Linked DNA regions of Mus musculus: region 2 is linked to region 1. A link is a loop called in an ENCODE intact Hi-C map of the cell type or tissue named here. Cell type or tissue: left cerebral cortex. All regions are shown on one strand. Links, peaks and the distances in the headings refer to the core of each region. The heading gives the core; the rest is flanking DNA.

The links. A loop is a pair of places that touch in the nucleus more often than their neighbours do. Peaks named below come from ENCODE experiments on the same cell type or tissue, not always from the same donor. Only the 100,000 strongest peaks of a DNase experiment are listed, where the experiment ranks them.
Region 2: it touches region 1 in a loop (6-fold over the local background); 11 of 42 quality-filtered maps call a loop at or near these places.

What each region holds. Positions count from the first base shown.
Region 1 is chr8:125,946,753-125,955,690 of GRCm38, reverse strand. It overlaps Map3k21 (mitogen-activated protein kinase kinase kinase 21), which reads right to left. Exons shown (of 10, transcript NM_145608.2): 10 at 8,252-8,938. Among named protein-coding and RNA genes, the nearest start is that of Gm31069, 5.7 kb to the left of the region's middle. In left cerebral cortex, for the core only: a CTCF peak has its summit at 5,249 (motif pointing left); a DNase peak (open chromatin) is centred at 5,218.
Region 2 is chr8:126,472,422-126,481,359 of GRCm38, reverse strand. It overlaps Tarbp1 (TAR RNA binding protein 1), which reads left to right and starts at 6,295. Exons shown (of 30, transcript NM_001159907.1): 1 at 6,295-7,105. The coding sequence starts at 6,295. It also overlaps the pseudogene Gm6091. In left cerebral cortex, for the core only: a CTCF peak has its summit at 4,963; DNase peaks (open chromatin) are centred at 4,930, 6,284, 6,540 and 6,698; H3K4me3 peaks cover 1,764 bases; H3K27ac peaks cover 1,294 bases.

The DNA.
Region 1 (8,938 bases), core at 2,176-7,175:
TCTCACTGCGCTGGCTGCGAAATACAGCCCGCCATTCACACGGACAGTTTTCAGTAGAGACCACATTTGGTCTTTCTGGTTGTTCTCGCCCAAGAAATGAAATGCCCTCTTAGCACAACACAGAACAGCCACCAGGATCTGTGGGATCTCACCCCACAGTATTGGTGTGTGTGTGGGGGGGGACATTGTGGTGTGCCAGGGTCTGCTGGGCTCTGCTAAGCGGCAGATTGAGGTACCAACATGCATAGGGTTTGAACTCGTAAACCACGTGGCGCTGTTAATATGGGCACAATGCAGAGTCACCTGCCGGGGCTTGGGTAACCTACAAGAGGCAGAATCTCCAAAGAAACCCGACCCACTCTCCCCCAAAAGCCACCAGTTGCCAACAGCTCTTCACAGGGGTAGGGTTTTATGAAGCACACTGGGGTTTCGACTGGCTTGATGTTGTGTAAGTCTTGCACGTGCAGTCCCGGCTGTGAACTCGGGTGCACAACAATCCTATCAGGTCCAAAAGATACTGTTTCACATAGTCGCCCGACACCTCCGACTCTCACAGTCTTCCCTCTCCCCTCTCCCACAAGGATCTGAGAGCATTTGGTGGTAGGTATGCGATACAGACACGCCCACTCAGGGCTGAGCACTCTTAATTTTTTGCACCTTAGCTAGTTGTATCTACATCAATTGCCATCTTGGTTGGGTTTTTAAACCTTATCTGCTTGGGAAATTCCAAACTATATGAATATTCTAATTGGAAGAATTAGACAAGACATGGCTATTGTGAGCACCTCAAACAACAGGGAATGTTCTGAATATGGTGATGTTGGCATGTCCTTCCATGTCAGATGTAGACAGACTCTGGCCTTTTCCTTTACTTTTTCTTATTTATTTTATTTTATTTTATTTTATTTATTTTTACCACCTGTATGATATTCCATGGGATATATATATATTACCAAGTATATAGTGTTCTTTGATTGTAATGTGCAGATCTGGTTCCATCTCCTTCCTACTTCCTCTTGGCGCTTCATGGAGGTATGCAAGAGAGTCGGGGGCCCAAAGGGACCTGCAGGTATGAGCAGCTTTGGCTCCAGATAATGAGCTAAGAGTGGGTTGATCATCTTGGTCTTGGCTTCCCGAGAGCCCATGGTGGTATAAGGATGAATCTTGAGTGTCAACTTGTTGGAATCTGGAATCAACTAAGAGACAAACCTTTGGGTCTCTCTGTGAAGGTATTTCCGGGGAGAATTAACTGAGGAAAGAAGACCCTCACCTAGAGTGGGCAACACCTTCCAGCGGTTGCCCAGATACAAAGAAGACTGAGAGGGAATTAGTACTGCCTGTCTGCCTCTGCATCACGTTACTAAGCAAATCCACGCTGTTGCTGTTGCTGTCACTCTTGCCTGACATCAGAATCCAACTTCTTTGGCCTTCCAATGTGGACTGGAGACCAGAGGCTCTAGGATTCCCAAGGCTTTGAGGACTGCCTAGGATACTGAGGGTTCTCCAGTATGTGGACAATATCACATAAGCTGATCTAACAAACCTCTTTTGTATTATATATCCATTCTCTTTGTTCTGTTCCTCTAGAGAACTCCAACTAATACAAGCCAGATACAGCACCCAGCACCTCCTAGAGGGAGACTTCTGGTGCCCTTGAGATGAGGACAGTGGGCATGCACACGGACACCCCTTATCTTGAAGCCCAGGACACCAGCTTCTTTGTTCAGTGACCATGGAGGTAATGGGTTGATTCTCCCTCTGATGTCCCCATTTCTACATATAATGTTTTTGTTTTAATTTAAGAAGTCTTATGTCGGCCAAGCAGTGGTGGCGCATGCCTCTAATCCCAGCATTTGGGAGGAAGAGGCAGGCAGATTTCTGAGTTCAAGGCCAGCCTGGTCTACAGAGTGAGTTCCAGAACAGCCAGGGCTATACAGAGAAACCCTGTCTCGAAAAACCAAAAAAGAAAAAAAGAAAAGAAAAAGAAGTCTTGTGTCTTAGGGTTTTACTGCTTTGAACAGACACCATGTCCATGGCAACTCTTATAAGGATAACATTTAATTGGGGCTAGCTTATAGATTCAGAGGTTCAGTCCATTATCATCAAGGTGGGAGCCTGGCAGCATCCAGGCAGACATGGTGCAGGAGGAGCTGAGAGTTCTACATCCTCATCTGAAGGCTGCTAGCAGAAGACTGGCTTCCAGGTAGCTAGGATGAGGGTCTTAAAGCCCATGCCCACAGTGACACACCTACTCCAACAAGGCCACACCTTCCAACAGTGTCACTCCCTGGCCCAAGCATATACAAACCATCACACCTTGCTTCCCTGGAACCCTGGGAATTTCTTCTCCTTGGATGAAGCCCCCACCCCCACACTTCTGCCCTTTGGGGCACAGGAGCCATTGTGGCCTCCGTGTAACATGCCTGTTAACATTGGCTTGCAGTTGCATCTGGGCACAAGGGGAGAGAAGGGATTTTACTGAATCTGTTTTCCATGAACCTGTTATTAACTACTCCAGACCCCAGCACAAACCAGCCACCAGGGCAAGCCCATGCAAAGCAGCTTTGGATGTTAATGGTAAGGTATCTCTCTCCCACCGGAACTGTCCCCGGTCAATCATGATTCGATGAAATGGTCAATAGAATTCCCTTACCATGCTTTTCATGTTGAAAAAAAAAAAATGGGCTGGGTTTCAGTGGGATATCGCCATGGAGAAGTCCTGGCCTCTGAGCAGGAGGGGGAAAGGATACCGTGGAATCTAAGATGATTTTGGTTGCTGATGTCAGAAATCACAACAAAGAGACACAGTCTGTAAGTGAAAGTGAAGGCGTGGGTGATGTGCCAGCAGGTATCAGTTACATATAGAATCTTGGCTGAGGCGGGACCCCGTGTCCACTTACCTCTCAGTGCTGGGACGCCATCCGACTTGAACCTGTACACAAGCTGCTACAATCTCTGTGAGTTCTTACGTACATCTACCCTGCTGTGTCTGGAAGGCTGTTTCCTCAGAGCCACCAACTACCTCTGGCCTTTGTTATCTTTCTGCCTCTTCTTCCACATAAACCTCTGAACTGTAGGGGAAGGGACTGATGCAGACATTCTATTTAGGACTGAGCGCCTCAAAGTCTCTCACTCTACACACTGCCCAGTTGTGGGTCCCTGTGTTGATTCCCACCTACAGCAAGAAGAGGCTTCTCTGGTGAGGGTGGAGAGAGGCTCTGATCTGTGAGCATGCGAGTATGTCATCAGGAGTCATGTTATCGCTCTTTCTTTGGCAGAATGATAGCAATATGTTTTCTCTTATGCACATGCCCCGTATAGTCTTGGGTTCTTGGCCGCTTTAACAGTGTCAGGTATGGGCCTTACATCCAATCAAAACGTGATTGGTTGCTCACACAAAATTTGTTTCACTATTCCACCACTCTATGTCGCAAGCCGGGTAACAAAGATTATTATGTTTCTCCTCAGTGTCATGCAGACACCATCACAGTATGAATGCTAAGTAGGGTGAAGCTGCTAGTAAGACACCAGCTTGGCCTTTCCATGTCCAATGATGTAAGGAAATGCTCTCTTCAGCACTGGAGTCTAACCATCAGGTTGTAGAGAGCACCCAATAGCCTTGGTAATAGCTTGTAACGTTTAGGGAAGCATCTATGGGACCCCCTTTGGCCAATGAGTCAACAAGATGTAACCAGTTCCTGGCACCCACCGGAGGTTTTGCTTGGTGGCAATGCAATGACCAATAGAGCCAGCTCATTCAGCTACTCAGGGTGGTGTGGCCCTGGCTGTCAGGCACTGAGAGGCATGCGGTGAACATTCAGTAAAATGCCCCCATTTAAATGTAGAGTCTAGTGGGTGTGGGCGAATAGAAACACGCATGGACACATGCATAGAACATGGCTGTCACTTGTGCTGTGCTTCCTAGTCAAACCGGAGACCACATCCAAGCACGGGAGACTCGGGTGATCTGCAACTCCCTTCCTGAAGGCCAAGGCAGAGCGTGTTTCTCTCTGCTTGTGTCCTTTGTCCCCACTGTTGCTGGGTCTTCCCTCCCAGCAGGTGTGACTGTATCTCCCTTATCTTCCAGCAGCAGCTGGCTCCCCTACAGGACAAGAGCGTGAGCAAGCGTGGGGTTATACCGTCTTCTCTCCTTAGTAACACAGGGCCCACAGATCCAGTCTCTTACGTTACCTGACCTGACTTCAGCCGCAGGTTTTGTGTAACTGCAGGTAAAGGCAATTCCAAGTATAAGAGGTGAATTGGGAAGGAGAAGGTTTAAAGACTGGGCTGCAGGCCCACAGATCTCCACAGAGGGAATGTGATGGGAAATTCTAGGCCTTGGGGGTTCCTTATTGACCAAGTACTTGGGACATGTCCAATAAGCCTCTTATCCTGTGTGTAGTTACGACACACAACCTAGAGTGTCTAAGACAGTGTAGCTTTAAAAGCTGTATATCTCGGCCGAGCGCATGGCTCAGTTGGTAAAGGGCTCGCCTCGAAAACCCAGGGAACCTGAGTTCATCCCCCAGAGGGTACATTTCAAAAACCCAGGGCTGGTGATTCACACCTGCAATCCCAGCACCAGAGAGGCAAAGACAAGTGTATCTCTGGGGTTTGCTGGCCAGCCCAGCTAGCCCTACTTGGTGAGTTCCAGCCCAGAGAGAATCTCCATTTCAAAGAACCAAGAGGGATGTCTCCTGAAGAGCAAACCCCGAGGTTGTCCTTGAACCTCCACACACCAGTACATTCCACACACATGCAATCTTTCTCTCCCTCTTCTGCTTCCTCCCCTCCCCCTCCTCCTTTCCCTCTGGGTTCCCCTAGATTCTCATCCCATTGTTTCTGTCCCACTAGAGAACCCTGATGTGGAAGGAAGTACTTTCCTTTGCTAGTGTCTGAGGAGGGGGTAGCAGCTTCTACTTGAGACACGGTTCACCTCTGCCTAAACTGAGCGCAAACACTGGAGACCGTCCTTGCTTGGAGTTTTAAAATCCTGCTCATTGCAGACACACAGCTGAGCTACACGTGAGAGCTCCCCTCCCCGCACACGTGCTGCGAATGACTCATTCTCTTCCCCTCCATCCCACATCTTCCCAAGCCCTGTCCTTCAGCCTTTTGCTTCTAAGGGTGATTGTGACTGATTCTCCACCCAAGCCCTTGAGCGCCCTGATCTGTGAAGTCATGTGTATTTAGCGCCACCTAGTGGACATGAAGCATAAAGCCCAATACAAAAACGTTTGCGACTTTGAGTCTGGGTGAGGAGAATCCAACATTACCGTCACGTGTAGTTAGCGCCACCTCGTGGACAGGAAGCATAAAGCCCAATACAAAAGCGGGTTTCCATAGTTGGAAACTTTTGAGTCTGGGTGAAGAGAAACCAGCATTACCAAGTTCGTGGGCTTGAATTACGCTTGTATCCCGTATGTAGCTGCAAACTCCAGAGACAGACCCGGATGGTGAGCTCGGTCTCAGTGAAGCACACCTGGGTGCCTCCACCAGCCTGAGTCTCTCCCACTCTGTGTCTGGCTATAAACGAGCTGGACCCACACCAGGAGGGTGCCTTTATCAGAGGCCTCAGTACATCAAGAGCCCAGATGGTTTGGAGACTTGAACTAACAATCAATATGTTTGAATTACACCGTGGCTAAGCCCAAAACTAGTCAGTGCCTAGCTGTTCCTCCACAGGCTCCTGTGTTTGAACCCTCGGAAGGCAGTGGAGCCTTCTGGACATGGGCACAACAGGCAGATATAGGCCACTGGGTTGGGTGGGTTTCAAGGGCTTTAGCTTTTCTTTGTGTATTAGAGTTTTCTAGAGTCACATAACTTAGGGAATGTCTCTCTATATTGAAGGAATTTGTTTTGATGACTTACCGACTATAGTCCAACTACCCCAACAATGGTCAGCTGTGAATGGAAGTCTAAGGATCTAGTCCACGAAGCCAGTTGTTTCAGCTGGTCTTCTGTAGAAGGAGATTCCAAAGGATGTGCTGGCAAGTAAGTGCAAGCAGGCAAGGAAGAGCGAGTCTTCCTTCTTCAATGTCCTCGTGTAGGTCTCCAGCAGAAGCTGTGGCCCAGATTAAAGGTGTGTACCACCATGCCTGGATCTGGGACTTGCTTTGTCCCAGGCTGACTTTGAACTCGGAGAGCTCCTTGCTTTAGTCTCCTGGGATTAAAGGCGTGCACTGCCTTGCCTGGGCCTAAGCTTTTCATAGCCGCTGTGCCTCAAGATCTCCATGCCAAGATCCAGGTCAGAAACTTATGTCTTCCAGCCTCAAGATCTAGATCACAGGTGTGCCCTCCAATTCTAGGTTGTCATTCATTCCAGATTTAGTCAAGGTGACAACCAGGAATAACCATTATACTCTGCTTCCCTCTGCTGTCATGATGCTCAGCTTCTCCAAGCTCCCTCTGCTGCTAGTTGGTCCACAGTGCCCTCCATACCTTCCTTGACCCCAAACAGGACCACCCCCCCTTGGGTGCTTCAGCCAGTGCTTGCTCACAGTGACAGACAGGACTGAATAGCTGCACCCTCTAATCTCAGGGTCGGAAACATTTAGAGCAGGCGCCACTGTGTAACCTCCATTCCTCCCCGGGTCCATAGCCTGCCCTGCAGAACTCAGGCTTGGCAACATCAGCTCTGTCATGAGCCGGTTTCTAGGAAATGTCTCTCTCTAAAAGAATGCATACTCTAAACTAAAAGCCTGAAATTCTTCACAGCGGATGCCAACCCCGTGTCAGGTTTTCAGGGTGGCGTGCAGAGGCCTCCAGGGGCCAGAGTCCACACTGCTTTCTTTGAGCTGCCCCTGGACGCACTTATCAACAGTAACACTTACTGAAAACCAACCAATAACCAGCAGACTTCTCCTCCCCTGTGGTTTGGAGGTTGATAGGCAAGGCAGGATTCAAGTGCAATTTACCTAATCGCCCTAAGGCTCAGCTTATCAGCAAGGTGGAAATCATCCAGTTATGGACAATCCTCAGCTATACAGATGTCTCTGGGTGGCTAGGTTTTCAGTACTGGAGGCCTCTGACTCACACTTGTGGGTTTTTTACTGAGAAGATTGATGGGGTGGGGGTGACTAGAGGAGGGTATAAATCTGTTTTTTTTTTTTTAATTTGTTTGTTATATATGTGCACTGTAGCTATCTTCAGACACACCAGAAGAGGGCATCAGATCCCATTACAGATGGTTGTGAGCCACCATGTGGTTGTTGGGAATTGAACTCAGGACCTCTGGAAGATCAGTCAGTGCTCTTAACCGCTGAGCCATCTCTCCAGCCTTAAGTCTGGGGTTTTATCTAAGCCATTTAGGGCCAGGTGAAAATAAAAGCGGGTGAGCCCCTGTTTGGAAGTGGATTAGCTACTGTCTGGTGCTATGCTAAGGCATCATGACTAAAAGCAACTTGGGAGGAGAAAGAGTTTGCTTGGACCGTTACACTGCCCAAGCACAGTCTATCATGGATGGAAGTCAGGGCAGGGACTCAGCAGGAACCTGGAGGCAGGAACTGAAGCAGCGACCACCGAGGGGTCCTACCTACTAGCTCTCCAGGGCTTGCTCAGGGGTGGCACTGCCTTTCATGGCCTAGGTCCTCCCACATCAGGAAAGTGTCCCCACAGACTTGCCTACTGGCCGGTCTAATAGAGAGATTTTTCTCTTTCCTTTACATTGAGGTTCCTCTTCTAGATGGCTCTAGCTTGTGCCAAGCTGACATAATACTGAGCAGCCAGGAAATGAGTAAGAGGTTCAAGGTAGTGGCCGTGGAGAACTAGATGGGAACACATGCGGGAGGCACCCCATGTAACTAGATTTAAACTTTTTGATTTATTCTTATATTTGAGTGTGTATATCATAGGTGTGTGTGTATGAGTGTGTGTGTGTGTGTGTGTGTGTGTGTGTGTGTGTGCATGCACACATGCATTTGGACACACGTGTATGCATGTGGAACCAGAGGCCACCCTTAGGTGTTAATCCTCAGGGGTCATCCGCCGTGTTTTTGGCACCAGGTCTCCCTTAGTCCCGGGGCTTGCTGGTTCCGCTAGACAGGCTGTCCAGTGAGTCCCAGATCCCCACCTCTCTGTGGGACCACGAGGGAACAGCACAAGGACTTTCTGTTTTGCAAGGGTCCTGGAGGTGGGACTCAGGTCTCCACATCAGCACAGCAAGCCTCACCCCTGCATGCTCTCCTCGCTGAATACAGAGCAAACCACTGTGACCATTTAGGAGGACATCAAAGCCACTAAGCCAACAGACAAGCTTTAAAAAAAGGTTTATTAAAAAACTAGACAACATATGTAAACATTTTTGTCAGCCACAGGCTTCTGATCATAGCGTGTCCGGACCCCAGATGTTAGTCTGCTGTGAGAGGAAAAAGCAGAGTATGGGTCAGTAGGAACCAGATTAAATGATCTATTGGGTCACCAAGGTCCACAGAAAATGAAAGTCCAGGTCCTGCTAGGTGTGTAGCATGCACCGAAAATCTGGGATGTCAGTGAAAACCCCAGCAGCAGTGAGTCGGATTGGCTCCTTATGTTTTAGCATGGCTTCCTTTCTAAATTCATCACAGTGGAGCAAAATGAAGAGAAGGGAGGCTGGAACACAGAGCTAGAGAGGACGTGACACATAGACAGGTCTGATTTCACCATCTCCGTCATACACACACTCTGAGGAAGGCTGGGGCAGAAGCAAAGCTGAGCACACCATCTGTTTCAGTATTTTCCTTCCGTGCACTGGGTATTTGGGGGCACGTCTTTTACTTTTAGCGTCTCGTGAAGAGAAGAGGCCAAATGGTCTACCCAATGTGACAAATGTCGAGCCAACTGCGCCCCTGTTAGACCATTTAATAAACACTGAGGTGAAGCAAAGTCGGAGAGTGGAAACAACACAGGAAGTCTGGTGAAAACCTAAAGTTTTGCTCTGAGCACCTGAAACCTGCGTAGA
Region 2 (8,938 bases), core at 2,641-7,640, 530 kb before region 1:
AAAAACACATAAGCTGTGTCTCAACCATACATTTTTCATTCCTTCATGCAAGAAAATAATTATCATGTGCTAGATGATAGACATCTGGGTCACAGAGACCATACATACAGGCACTCGGGCATATTGATATTCCTAAAAATCTAACAATCACTTCCTATGATGTTTGAATTTGGGGGCTGATAGTCAAAATGCCAGCTGTTGGAACCCCTGGGTAATTTCCCAGCCTCACTCTTCTGAGAAGACCCATATATTGTACTTTAAAGTCCCTACAATACACCAGGTATCCCATGTTTGTCATTTCAAAGGCTTCCTCCCTACCTGGCAGCAGTACAGATTGAGCAGTAGGGTGCAAGCCAGGTAGACAGCTATTACTGATATCTCACTAAGAAAGGAGAGCGTCTTAGGTAGGGTTTCCATTGCTGTGAAGAGATACCATGACCATGGCAACTCTTATAAAGGCTAATATTTAATTGGAGCTGGCTTATAGTTTCAAAGGTTTAGTATGCCATTATCATCATGGTGGGAAACATGACAGCTTGCAGGTAGACTTGGTGCTGAAGGAGCTGAGAGTTCTACATCTTGATCCAAAGGCAACCAGGAGGAGACCAGATTTGTTTCACGCTAAACCTGGAGCTAAACCTCTGAAACTAAATAAGCCCTTCCCCTCTTTCCCCCTCCCCTCCCCCTCTTTCTCTTCCTCCTCCTTCATGTTGATAACTCAAACATTTTGTCACTTCAAAGGAAAGGCATTTAAGACCTCAAAGCCCCCCCCCCCCCCATGACACACTTCCCCTAACAAGGCCACACCTCCTCCAATGAGGCCACACCTCCTCATTGTGCCACTGCCTATGGCCAAGCCAAGCATTCAAACACATGAATATATGGGGCCCATACCTATTGAAACCGCCACAGAGAGGTTGAAGGTAACTAAGGTTTCAATGGAGGATAGACATTTGGAAGGTTGCATTGATGGATTGAAGACATGATGGAGAGTGAGAAGTCTGTATAGCTCTCAGACTTTCAACTTGAGTGATGGCATCTTAATGGCCTTTACTTTGATGTAACAAAGTTACAATGTAACTGAGTTGTCCATGTAAATCCTTTAAGGGATTTAGGAGGGGGAGGGGGAGGGGGAAGAGGGAGGGAGAGAGGGAGAAGAGAAGGGCTTATTTAGTTTCAGAGGTTTGGCTCTATGCTTAGTTGACTCTTGTTTCTGGGTCTGTAGTGAGGGATCATGGTGGAAGGGTATGATGGAGCAATAGTGCTCATTTGTTTTGTGGGAGGGAGGGAGAGGGAGGGAGAGGGAGGGAGAGGGAGAGAGAGAGGGAGAGAGAGAGAGAGAGAGAGAGAGAGAGAGAGAGAGACACCAGAAGAAGGGACAGGGACAAGCCTTCCAAGACACATCTCCAGTGATCCTCTTTCTCCAGTCTGATGGAGTTTTCACCATCTCACAAAAATGACATCCGACTGTGAATCCACCAATAGCTTCATCTTTTGACTAGACCAGAATCCTCTTGACCTAGGCACCTGGAAATAAGCCTTCAACATATGAGGCTTTGCAGGGAAACTTCATGTCCAAACAGGTGTGCTGTAGTAATGATGGAAGAGTGAGTTGGGACAGACAACACTGGGAGTAGGATGTGACAGAGGGGAGAAAATGGCATCCCAAGTGTACTACAGTGTTGTTGTCTTGTGGGCGGCTGGATGGACACTCTAAAGTGCTCTGAGAAGAAGTGCTTGGGAGACACACTGTTCATCATTACCATGTCAATGGTACATCTATACCATGTAAATGGTCAATCTATCAGTCAATTTTTGAAGCAGTCTGGCCTCAAATTCAGTATTGAGCCGAGGACAACCTGGAACTCATGATTCTCCTGCCTCTACCTAACACGCCCCTCCCAAATTCAGGGTTCACAGGCCACACTGCTCTTGTTTATGTGATGCTGGGGATGGAACCCAGGAATTCATGCATTCTAGACAAGCACTCTACCAACTGAGCTACTGAGTTCCAAGACTACAGTTTAACAAAGATACTCAGAAAATATTTACAGAATGAAAAAAAAAAAATCAAAGATCTGTGGATGCCACTCTGAAAACATGGGCCAAAAGAAAGGTAAATTTTACAAAGAACAAAGTGCACAGTTTTCAAGGCATTTTGACAAGGATTAAGCTGTGTAATCAATACCTACATCCAGTTAAAATACTGCCCTAGAAGCTCCCCTGCGGCCTGCTTCTAGACCATCTGCATTCCCTAGACTGCCTTCCTCATCTCTACCACAACAAGCTCCCTATGCTGACCCCTAAGTCAACAAGTGGAGCCCTGGGACATAAAACATTGTTGCAAAGATAAGCATTCACCCGAGATATAAAACATTGTTGCAGAGATGAACAATCACTGGGGTGTGAAACATTGTTGCAGAGATGAGCAATCACTGGGGGATGTAAAACATTGTGGCAGAGATAAGCAATCAGCTCTCAGCGCCTCTGATTGCCTTATCTCAGGCTATTTATGTATCCCACGCCTACTGATAAATGTTTAACTTGTTACAAAGTTTTAGCTACAAAGACTAATCTTGTTAAAAGCAGCTTCCTACAAAGATTTACTAGTCTAGAGATGATTTAGATCAAATACCTGGGGTGGAGAGGTGGAGAGGGTGGGGGATGGGGAGTGTGCTTGCTACATTATAAGGTATCTTTACTGGAACAGTATTTCAAAGCAATCATTTCCCTGCCCTCCAGTATGCAAGTCTCCTAGTTCTACATTCTTGGCCCTTGTCATTTGGTGTTTTAAAATACTATTTATAAGTTTATTGCACTTATTTATCTGAGTGTATGTACACAGGGGTGGGTGCATAGAGGTCCAGCATAGAGGTCGGAAAACAACTTTCAGGAATTGGTTCTCTTCTTCATCTGAGATCCAACTCAGGTTGTCTGGGTTAGCACCAGGCACCTCCACCACCTGCGCCATCTTGCCAGCCTTCACTTGTTTTGAATCTTTCTTAAGAGCAGGAAAGTGTGTGTCCTCCTGGGTTTAATGTGCATTTCTCACATGACTAAGACTGTCAGACACCTTTGCAAGTGCATATCATTTTTTTGTCTTCATTTCTTTTTCAGTGTCTGCTCAAAACATTTAGCTGTTCATGCTCGATATCTTTTTATGTTGAGAGAAATGATATTTATAAGCACCTTTCATGAACTAAGCAATAGATGTTTACTAACATTCTAAGCAGGTTTAAAATGGAATCTTTTATGTGTTTTGCCAAAGGGAAATAGAATGACTGAACACAGGGAGGGGAAGAGGACCAAATCTTTCATGTGAAATACCATTTAACTTTAAAACCATATCCATGTAATTTTATGTCAAAGTATTTAAAGATGGGGCTTGTGTTTCCCTCATTGAATAAGGGCAGAATTCACGTTTAGAAAGACAAAGAAAATTCACATCACTCATTCACTTAAACCTGGAATTCCATGAGGAGTGAGACCAGCAGAGTGCATGCCAAGATAGAGTCTTCTTTGTCTACTTCTGAATCTGGCAGTGGATACGATCAGAAATATAGACCCACAGGGAAGCCTGATTTTGAATTTGCTCCTGGGAACTAGAAGGCAGCACTGTGTGGGGCGATCAACCTATATTCTTGAACTAGGGCCCTGGGTTCAGGGTTCTGAGGAGAGCTTGCTTTCAGCTGCAGCCTGTTCTGCTAAGTGTGTGTGGCCTCTGATGCCCCCCACCCCAAGTCATACTTAATTTATTACATTGCTCTCCTACCTCCCAGTTTGAACTCAGAACCTCAAGCATGCCAGGAAACATCTCTCCCACCTGTTTCCCCAACCCAGACTGATCTTGAGTTGTAGCCCAGGCAGGTGACCCTCCTGCCTCAGACTTCTGATATTTGCTTATAGTGACAATCATGTACACCTGACTTCATGACTTATCAGTGTGTGGAGTAGTGGAGTATAGGCTTGTATTGGCCTGTGAGGTTGGGGCTGCTCACCGTGTGTGTGCATGCGCGCGCGTGTGCTTGGGGTTGATGTATGGTGTCTTCCTCTATCACCCTCTATCTTGCGTGGTTTTTTTTTTTTTGTTGTTGTTGTTTTGTTTTGTTTTGTTTTCCAGACAGGGTTTCTCTGTGTAGCCCTGGCTGTCCCAGAACTCACTCTGTAGACCAGACTGTCCTTGAAGTCAGAGATTTGCCTGTCTCTGCCTCCCAAGTGCTGGGATTAAAGGCGTACTCCACCCCTGCCCCGCCCTCTGCCTTGTGTTTGTTTGTTTGTTTGTTTGTTTGAGACAAGGCATCCTTTGTAGTCCTGGCTGTCTTGGAACTCACACTGTAGACCAGGCTGGCCTTGAATTCCCAGTGATCCTCCTGCCTCAGCTTCTCCAGGGCTGGGATTAAAGGTTTGTGTCACCCATACCCTGATTTCCACCTTGTTCTTAAGAGTCAGGCTCTCGCTTTTTGAGTTGTTGGCGGGCAAATGTTCCAGGCTGCGTGCAGTGCGGCGAAATATCCCCACCCACGGACTCTCGGTGCTAAAGTTTGCACAGCTGCCATGAGCTACATCAATCTACCCACCGTGCTGCCCAGCTCCCCCAGCAAGACCCGGGGGCAGATTCAGGTGATTTTCGGGCCCATGTTCTCAGGGAAAAGCACGGAGCTGATGAGAAGAGTCCGGCGCTTCCAGATCGCCCAGTACAAGTGCCTGGTCATCAAGTATGCCAAAGACACGCGCTATAGCAACAGCTTCTCCACACATGATCGGAACACCATTGACGCATTGCCAGCCTGCATGCTCCGCGATGTGACCCAGGAGTCCTTGAGTGTGGCCGTCATTGGCATCGATGAGGGGCAGTTTTTTCCTGACATTGTGGATTTCTGTGAAATGATGGCCAACGAGGGCAAGACAGTAATTGTGGCAGCACTGGATGGGACCTTCCAGAGGAAGGCTTTCGGCAGCATCTTGAACCTGGTGCCCCTGGCGGAGAGTGTGGTGAAGCTCACCGCTGTGTGCATGGAGTGCTTCCGAGAAGCTGCCTACACGAAGAGGCTGGGTCTGGAGAAAGAGGTGGAGGTGATTGGCGGAGCCGACAAGTATCACTCCGTGTGCCGCCTGTGCTACTTTAAGAAGTCTTCAGCCCAGGCTGCTGGGTCAGACAACAAAGAGAACTGTCTGGTGCTGGGGCAGCCGGGAGAGGCCTTGGCTGTCAAGAAGCTCTTTGCCTCTCAGCAAGTCCTACAATACAACTCTGCCAACTGAGGGGACCTGGGGCCTGCCAGCTCCTACCCAGGTTGGACTCTCAGAGAGCAGGGGGAGCGCGGGCCTATCATTCCTAATGGACACTGTGCCTTGAACGGGCTCATCCATCGTCCACTCGCTGAAGCCGTTTTCAGTTCCCTTCTTGATTGCCAAGATGCCTCAATGCAGGCTGGAGCCCAGACCCTGCCTGGTGGCTAGGGGTCCCGCGTTCAGCCAAAGGTGAGGACAGAGCTGTCCACCATTGTGACACTGGTGGGGCTAGTTTCTTCCTTGTTGGTGGCTGGGTTTCAGTCTCAGAGCCCCACCCTCACCAAGGCTCCAGGCCTCTCACAGCTCCCCCATTTATGCCTAAACATTCTCTCCTCAGAACCCCAGCTCTTAGTGAGCCACTTTTCTTGTGCAAAGTGAACAATATTAAAGTTTACTACTAATGAAAAAAAAAAAAGAGTCAGGCTCTCTCACTGGACCTGGAACTGATCTCAGCCATACTGGCTCATCAGCGACTCGGGGGAGTCGGGGAGGGGGGGGGCGGCGGGGAGATGTGTCTCCACCACGCAGGATGGTAGTTACCTCTCCATGGGATCCTAACTCAGATGTTCATGCTTTCATAACATGCCCTTTTCCTACTGACCAATCTTCTCAGCTCTCATAACTTATTTTCAAAACATAAATCCAGATTTCATTTGTGATCCATTGTTTTAGAGACTTTGTGGTAACTCTTAACATGCACCCTTTTAAAAAGCAGCCATCTGGGGGGATTGCAGGATATCTATGTGAATTTAGGGCCAGCTAGAAAATTTAGGCCCTAGGCCTATTTCCAATCGGGAACTTCGGAACTGGTGTAATACTATGTCTGCAGCAACTCTTTTTACTAAAAACTGTGAGTGGCAGGAGGCATCACACTCCCAACAAAGTTGAAGGAACCTTATGCGGTCCTATGCCGGGCAGGGTATGTGTGGGTGGGAACCTCTCGCCGCGCACGCGCACTCGCGCTTAGGGTGGCCGGCGCACGCGCACAGGTCTACTCCCCGCGAAATGGAGCGGGTGTTGGCGGACGCGCTTCTAACGCAGAGTCGGGAGCCCGGCGAGTTGCTGGGCGCGCTGTGCGGCGGGGAGGCGAGTGCGGAGCGGGCGGAGACCCTGCGCCTGGTGCTGCAGCGGCTGGAGGAGCGCGGCGCGGGCGCCGGCGCGCTGGCCAAGGCGGCACACGAGGTGGCCAGGGACCACCTGGTGCCCTTACTGCACGCGTCCCAGGGCGGAGGGCCTGCGAGGCCCCGCGTGCTCCGAGCGGCGAGTGCGGCGCTGCGCTCGTGCGCGCGCCTGGCAGGACCGGAGCTGGCAGTCACTCTGGCCGAAGAAGCGCTGCGCGAGCTGCCGAGCGCGCCAGCCGTGGAGCTGCTGGCCGCCGTGGCGCCGTGTTTACGCGCGCCGGAGGATGCCCCGCTGCTGCGTCGCCTGGGGCGCGCGTCTGTGGAGCTGGCGCTGGCCGGGGACGCGCCGCCGGCCGTGGGAGCGCGCCTGCTGCCCGCGCTGGCACAGAGCGCAGAACCGGCTCTGCGTGCGGCGTGGGACGCGCTGAGCTCCGCGGGACCGGGAGCTGAGGGCAGCACTGGGCCAGAACTGCTGGTGCTGAGCGCACTGGCCGAGAAGCTGCTGACCAACCATGAGCGCCACGGGGATCTCGACGCCCGTCTCTGCGGCCGCTTCTGGAGAACCGTCCAGGCGGGGCTGGGCCGCGCGCAGGACGGGCTCACGCGAAAGCGCGCGCGCTACCTGCTGCAGAGGGCTGTACAGGTGTCTGCAGAGCTGGCGGTGGACTGCTCCTGCAGCCCCCAGGACACAAAAGGTACCCACTTGTCTCTCTAAAAAACAAAATTGTGTGTGTGTGTGTGTGTGTGTGTGTGTGTGCGCGCGCGCGCGCGTGCCTGTGTAAGTTTATGTGCATCACGTGCGTATGCTTGGGAGGGCATCAAATCCCCTTGAGCTGGAGTTAAAGGCAATTGTGAACTACCTGATGTGTGTGTTGGGAGTCAAACTCCAGTCCTCTAGAAGAACATCAAGTGCTCTTAACCCCTGAACCATCTCTCCAGACTGGCACCTACTTATCTCTTTGCCCCAGCCACACTCTGCTACCTCAAACCAGCCTTCAAGGGGCGTCCACCTCATCCTGAGCGGATTTGACACTTGCATGTGGTACCCTACACCGGCCTCCTCCTGCACTTTGGGAAAAGTGGACCCAGTGAAGGTTAAGATATCGCACACGCGGTAGCATGCTCTGTGTAAAACCAAGCCTGCTCCACGCCTTTACATCCTGATAGAAAAAAAGTTGACATCCGTATCAAACTGAAAGAAGGGTGCTGTGTAACCCAAGTTAATGTTTGAAACTCGAGGTACGGAATCAAATATTAATCCCTTGACATTCCCTTTAGGAATATTAGGAGCAGGGTTAGTTAGTGCTTTCTAAACATAACCCTTAAGTCATCGTGTGTGCTTGCGCCCAGGCCTAAAGTCAACAGGTGTTGTCCTTGATTATTCTCCATTTTATTTTTGGGCCAGGGTCTCTCTCGCTTGCTCTCTCTGAATCTGGAACTCAGGATTCAGACGCTTTCTTTCTGAAGTTTGGAATTGTGTTTCCTCATGGTCTCTGCACATTTGTGGTTTTGTGGGTGATCCATCTTTCCTGTCTCTGCAGGAATGCTCTCTTGGGGCCTCCTGCATTCAAAGCAGAGCTGGGACTGTAAACAGCTTGGTTTTGTCTTTAGGGCTTGAGTGATAGTTTGCTCAGGTCCAACTTCTATGGGGGAGACATTTCCATCCACATTTTAAAGGCTTCCATCCATCCATCTAGAAGCTGGAGATGCTACTCTTGTTGTTTTGAAGTTGAGATAATTCTGGATCCTGCTCAAGGGCAGTCTGTGACTTCTCTATAGGGTACCAGGGGTTTAGGGCCCTGGCATCCTGGAACCTCCTTTTTATCCATGTGCACCTACACAGTCTGGAAGTCAATGAGCTTTGATTTGGGGAAGTTTTCTTGAGTAATCAGGTGGTTATTTCTTCCCTTGCTTCCTTTTTCCTTCTCTCTTCTTGACTTGGAACCTCTGGGACTTACCATTTGTCTGTTTGTCTTAGTTATTTTTTCTGTTGCTGGAATAGAGACTATGGCCAAAAGAAACTTGTTGAGGAAAGGATTTATTTCAGAACACTTCTCTCAGGTCACACTCCATCACTGAGAGAAGTTAGCAGGAACCTGGAGACAGGAACTGATGCAGAGATGATAGAGGGGTGCTGCTTATTGGCTTGCTCAGCCTACTTTCTTAGACAATCTAGGACCACCTGCCCAGGTTTGGCACCACCCACAGAGAGCTGGACCATCCATCATCAATCATGAGTCAGAGATTTCCCCCAGAGGCTTGCCTACAGGCCAGTCAGATAGAGGCCGTTCTCAGTTGAGGCTTCCTCTTCCTGGGTGACTCTGGCTAGTATCGAGTCGACAAAGCCCAGCCAGCATTGAAACTTCTTCAATAGATTTTCTAGAATTTTGATGTTTCCTTCACTCACTGGTTAATTTCTTTGGTTTCCAGTCTTTTCTCTGCGTTTCTTGTTTCTATGACCAGATTTTAGTTTTAGATTTTAGTTTTCAGACTGTTTTGGGATAACCCCTTTCATTTTACATAGCATC